Regions from separate parts of the Homo sapiens genome. Here region 2 is linked to region 1. Evidence: read pairs that join two places in POLR2A ChIA-PET (ENCODE). Cell type or tissue: PC-9. All regions are shown on one strand. Links, peaks and the distances in the headings refer to the core of each region. The heading gives the core; the rest is flanking DNA. Region 1 overlaps LINC01968 (long intergenic non-protein coding RNA 1968). Region 2 overlaps XXYLT1 (xyloside xylosyltransferase 1).

Evidence for each region. Peaks named below come from ENCODE experiments on the same cell type or tissue, not always from the same donor. Only the 100,000 strongest peaks of a DNase experiment are listed, where the experiment ranks them.
Region 2: POLR2A ChIA-PET joins it to region 1 with 5 read pairs; 4 of 35 experiments call an interaction of 5 or more read pairs at or near these places.

What each region holds. Positions count from the first base shown.
Region 1 is chr3:194,714,048-194,716,957 of GRCh38, reverse strand. All of the region lies in intron 1 of LINC01968 (long intergenic non-protein coding RNA 1968), which reads right to left. The region is part of intron 2 of LOC105374292 (a long non-coding RNA gene); the gene reads right to left. Among named protein-coding and RNA genes, the nearest start is that of LINC01968, 7.1 kb to the right of the region's middle. In PC-9, for the core only: no CTCF peak of the experiment used is centred there; DNase peaks (open chromatin) are centred at 1,327 and 1,747; H3K4me3 peaks cover 612 bases; H3K27ac peaks cover 2,500 bases.
Region 2 is chr3:195,251,336-195,254,245 of GRCh38, reverse strand. All of the region lies in intron 1 of XXYLT1 (xyloside xylosyltransferase 1), which reads left to right. Among named protein-coding and RNA genes, the nearest start is that of XXYLT1, 18 kb to the left of the region's middle. RefSeq lists enhancers at 1-692, 1,482-1,531 and a silencer at 2,351-2,400. In PC-9, for the core only: no CTCF peak of the experiment used is centred there; no DNase peak of the experiment used is centred there.

The sequences.
Region 1 (2,910 bases), core at 93-2,592:
CCATCAAAAGTTTAACCAAATATCAAAATATATATAGTCAGTTATACTCAATTTGTCAGTATCTTCCCCAAATTTCAGCCAAACTTCCTTGGTACTTCTGTTTCCCCTTTCTGTCTAAGATGCCTCTATTCCCATCCTGGGATGAGTATTCAACTGGAAATGAGCCTCTGCTTTACCTTTTATAACCAGTTCTTAGCCAGAGGCTTGTGGAAACTTCCAGGGTGTCACCACCTTATTTAACTAGAAGTAAGACTTTAGCCATGCTGCTCATTGAAAGCTAAATGCTGTTGAGATAAGTATGTGGCTCCAGACCCAACCTCCTAGCCTAGGCCTCTAGACAAGTGTGAACCAAAGCCAAGAGTTCCAAGCACTGCCCCTCCCGCCACACCATTTTCAATTGCTGTGACCACAGCTGTGTGATTTGGGGTAAGTCTCTTCCGCTCTTTAGGCTCCAGATCCTCCATTAGCCTGGAGTCTGTACCTGGAATAGGGAGAAGCAGCCCAAGAGAGTCCGAGCCTCAGAGGCTTGCTGTGTCATGCACAACGGGGGAGCCCACTGAGCCAGGAGGAGCCGCAGAGAGGAGGACGTGGCTAAGGTGGAAGATTCCAGAGGGACCCTCGAGCCTGCAGTGCCTTCAAGGACCACACGCCAGGGCCTGCTCAAAATCTTTAGCCACACTCAGCATCAATGTCTTAGGAGACACAAGCCCAAAATAAATAGGAAATATCCCTTAAATACAAATTCTTCACAGTCTAAGATGATGGCTTTATGTAGCTGGGTTTAATTTGGGCTGTTTATTTCAGATCTGTGGTAAGAGTGAGCTCCACAGGCAGGAGGGCAACTAGGTCCCAGGACAAGCAGATCAGAAGCACATATGGGCCCTGGGAGGAAAAGCCATTTCACCCTTTGAGACAGCCTGGAGGTTATTTCTGTTCTGCCTACCACACAAGTTATCCAAGGTAAAATTAGGGAAGAACTTTGTGAAAAACATGCAAATTATTAAATGTTTTCTTTTTAAACGTTTTCTCTTACTTTTTTAATAGAGACAGAGTCTCATTACGTTAGCCAGGCTGGTCTTGAACTCCTGGCCTTAAGCAATCCTCCTGCCTGAGTTCCCAAAGTGCTGGGATTACAGGCGTGAGCCACTGCACCGGGCGGTGGCTTGGGAAAGAATTTGAGAAACCGAAAAAATGAAGGTGTGATAGCTCCTTCCCATTGTTAGGATGGTGGGGGAGCTCCTCAGGAGCCCAAGAGGAAAGTCTGGTGTTTACAGATCAGAATCTTAGTACAGACAGTAGGCTCACCTAATGCGATAGAAGGTAAAGAAAGTACTATGCCTAGACCACCCCAGGCAGATTGAATGAATCACATTTCCTGAGTCTGCGGCTTGGAGAAGAGGTGTTGTTGTTGTTGGTGGTGTTGTTTTGAGCTCCTAGGAGATTCTGAGTTTCTGCAAGATTGAGAACCACTCTTGGAGAATCTTATCCAGAGCTGGAGGCTGGCACTCAGGCTTTTCTGCAGGAATCTGAGAGAGGTAACTTGGGAAAGAACGGCTGGGAGTGAAGGAAGGAGGAGGAAGGGTAGCTTGGTGAGAAGAAAGAGACAACCAGAATCTGAAAGGCCTGCAATGCTGAGTGCCAAATCTGACCCTAGGGAAAGGTAAATCAATGCTTTGTGTCTGTGCTAGGCAAACTCAGTCTGCCAGTTCTCATGCAGACAGCGCGCTTGGAACTGTGACAAATGATACATTATGCAACCATGACATCATACCAACCTGGTGAGGCAGGTATGGATGCCCCATGTACCAGAGGAAGAGAGGGAGATCTAGCGAGGTGACATGATTTGCCTAAAGTCATCCGGGTACTTGCTGCATGAGCTGAGATTCCAGAGCAGGTCCCCTGCCTCCAGGACTAGACAGGAGCACTGGTGAGGAGGAGGCTCAGTCTGGATTTTCTTGGAATGTTGACATAGAACTGAACTGGACACGTTGTTATTAAGAATAAAAAGGACGAGACCAGGCAGATTAATAAGCGCATATGACCAGGACAGTGGAGACTTCCATGAATTATCTGAGCACTTAGTAAAGCCTGAGGAAGTAAAATAAAATCAGGATCTCCAGGCCCCAAAGCTTCCTCCATCCCTTCGTGGGAGGTGAGCATGAACTTGTGCTGTTCTTACATCAGCCCTGGAGTACAAAGGCTGGAGCCACCCAGGGAGGTACTTAGGGCAGGCAGCACACCTCAGAACAAGATGGTCCAGCACCAAAGCCTTGCTGCTGAGACTTTCAATTCCCAGCAGACCGCAGGTCTAAGAAGTACAGCCAGAAAAAGAAGGGAAAGAGGCATCGCATGTTGTGGTTAGCAGGGCTGGGCACACGCACCCCACAAGTCAGCTCTGGTGCCCAGGTGCCCTCCACGCCCCATGTCACCATGTCCAGATTCACACCAGAAGGGCCCACCAGCCCACTCCTCCCCTGTGTCTTCTCCGCCCGTCTCATGCACTTTCTGAGTTGGTGTCCTACTTTCCATTTTTTAACTTTATTTATTTTTTATTATGGAATATTCCAAGAATGCAGAGTCTAGGGAATTACATGTACCCACCACCAGACTTTGTCAAGTCTTAACATTCTTTTCCATATTCGCTTCACATATTTTTTTTAAGACACAAACCTCACAGATACCATTGAACTCTCCATGGACCACTCCCTCGTTTCATTTCCCTCCCTCTATGCCCAGAGGCAACCGCTCTCGGGAATTCCACGTTGATTATTCTCATACATGACTTTTTACTTTTACCACATATGTGGATATCCATAAATAATCAATGGTATTCGAGCACATGTTTAACTTAATAGAATCATTGTAAATAATATTAACATAGTATAAGCTAATATAATATTAATAAATTAT
Region 2 (2,910 bases), core at 158-2,657, 540 kb before region 1:
CCTGTGGTCAGTGCAGGGTGGGGCTTTGGTCCCAGGCCCTGGGGCTGAGGCCCTGGAGAACCTGCCAGGCCTGGGCAGTCACTGCTGACGTCTGTGGCCAGAGTCTCCAAGCGCTGAGGGCCCCCTGGGGCCTGATTTATGGGGGTCTTTGGGGGACTTGTTCCAGCCTGGAAATGTGAGAGGGAAATCTCCCCACCCCAGTGGGGGTGCCCCCTGGTGCACAGCTGGGCAGTGGGCACCCCCGTGACTTGTCCGAGAGCACCGTTTCCCTCTGGTGTTACCCTTTAAAACTCACTTGAGGGAAGAGTGATTGGCTACATAGTTGAATTTGCTGAGCAGCGTTTGCAGAGGATGTAAACTGCCAGGTAGGCTGGCCCTGCTTACTGGTCTCTTCTTTGGGCTCACTGAGTGACTGAGTGGCTTTCGCTTTGATCAGAAATGTGAACAGGCCGGGCGCGGTGGCTCACGCCTGTAATCCTAGAACTTTGGGAGGCCGAGGCGGGCGGATCACCTGAGGTCAGGAGTTCGAGACCAGCCTGGCCAACATAGTGAAACCCCGTCTCTACTAAAAATACAAAAATTGGCCAGGCGTGGTGGTGGGCACCTGTAGTCCCAGCTGCTCGAGAGGCTGAGGCAGGAGAATTGCCTGAACCCAGGAGGCGGAGGTTGCAGTGAACCAAAATCACAACACTGCACTCCAGCCTGGGAGACAAAACTCCTTCTCAAAAAAAAAAAAAAAAAAGAAAAAAAAAGAAATGTGAGCAGTTGAAGATTTTAGAACTGATGTGGCTCTCAGAGAGTTGGGAGACATTTTAAGGCAAATGCAAAATGAAAACGTGTCTTTTGCTTAAGGCTGTGTCTTAAGCAGGGGCCTTGGGAAATGAAACGGGATCTTGCCGCTTCGCCTCCTGATTTCTGGAGCTGTTGACTTCTCAGCCTTTTTCTGTGACATGTGCAGCATCTGGACCTGATTTACGGGAGTCTTTGGGGGATTTGTTCCAGCCTGGAAATATGAGAGGGAAATCTCACTGCCCCAGGAGAGGAGTCAGTGCTTAGGGCAGCCTTCCCTGGGCCCCGGGGAGAGGGAGGGTCCAAGAAAAGGGCAGGAGAAAGTGCTTGGAGAAAAGCGGGCAGCTGGGGTGCAGTGCCTGGGCTCCACGGAGAGCCCTTTGTGACTTGCTTCTCCAGGTAGTGGAAAGCTGTAAATCTCATTCAACAAACCGTCTTCATTTTCCCACGTTCCCTTGAGCCCTTGTTTCTTGCAGGCCTAATTTGGATAGAGCAGGGGAATTTTGTTCTCTACTCACGTTACTGAATAGGGGACCCACCTGCGGTGGCGTATGCCATAAACGCCTCCCCGCCTCGCCGCCCCTGCCCTGTCTCCAGCTTATTGTTCATATCACTGTAGCATACGTTATAGTCATATTTCTTTTGTAACCTGAGCTGTGAGTTTCTGTTTTTTTCACACAATAAATAACACCACAGTGAATCTCTCTCTCTCTCTCTCTCTCTCTCTCTGTGTGTGTGTGTGTGTGTGTGTGTGTGTGTGTGTGGTTTTTTTTCTTCTTTTGAATTGTTCCCAGGAACCTTCCTTGATTCTCCACAAGAAACACTTCCCAGTCCTATGTGGTCCTGTTCCCACAAATTAACACATGTGAAGATCAGGTCTATCAGGGCTGCTCCTCAGTGCCCACTCTCTTGCCTCTTCATTATAAAGAATTTTTCCTGCTAATTTATATTACACAGCCCCGCTTTTTGCCTCTCACGATATATTTTTTAGATGTTAAAAAATTTTAATTCTAAAATAAGCCAAAACAGAAAAATGAAAACAAAAAAAGTAACAGATATCTTTGTTTCTACTGTGTAAGTTAAATAGGTGCTAACATTTTTCTCTATTTGCTTAAGATTCTTTTTTTAAGGAAATAAAATATTATAGACGTAGCTAAAGCTCACTCTATTTCTTCTCCATCCTACTCCCTCCAGAGGTATTTACTGTCACAAATAAGAAGTTGGTGTTTTGTGCAATTTGTATGTTTTTAATTTTTACCACATATGTATGCATAAAATATATATGTATTACTGCTTTGTATGTTTTCAGCAGTTATGTAAACAGTCTCATATATCCATTTGACATTTCATTGTGAGTATGAGATTTCATAGCCTTATGATTTTGAGATTTATCTTTGCTGATACATGGAAGTCTTGCCCTGTCATTTTAATTGCTGTGTAGTATTTTATTGTGGGTGGACCTCCGTTTACTCATTTGCCTTCTGAGAGATGGCCGGGTGGTTCCCCTGTTTTGTCACTCCCACTACTGTGAACACCCAGGCGAACAATGTGCTTGAGGCTCTCCAGGGTCACGCCTGGAAGGGGCTGCTGGGTCCTGGGGTGTGTGCATCTTCTGCTTTGCAGGACCCTGGTGAGCTCCCCTCCAGGTGGCTGTTCCCCTTCCCATTCCATGTTCTCTTGAGCACTTGGCGGAGACTCCCTTTTATTGGTGTGGGTCTTGCTGCCTTTGAGGCAGGAGGTAGTAGAGGCTTGGGGGCAACTTTGGAAATAGGATAGGAGGGAAACTTTGAGAGCAGACCTGCGTGGCTCCTTTGTGCCACCTCAGACTTCCTGGCTGTGCAGACACTGGGGCCAACCTTCCGAGAGCGTTCAGAGTCTCTGTGGAGGGTAGAGAGGAGGGTGCCTCCAGCTGCAGGCGGAGCAGCCCCTCACTGAAGTCTGGACCCGGTGCTCAGCGCAGCTTCACAGGCGTCTGTCCTGGCCTCACTCCCTTCATGGGCAGGTGCAGGGCTGTATGAGAAGGGCCGGGGGCCTGGCTTCTGGGCTGGCTCCTATAGGGACCTGCTGCCTAACCTGTGGATAGCCCCTTTCCACCTGGCTGGGCCCCGCCTTCCCTGTCAG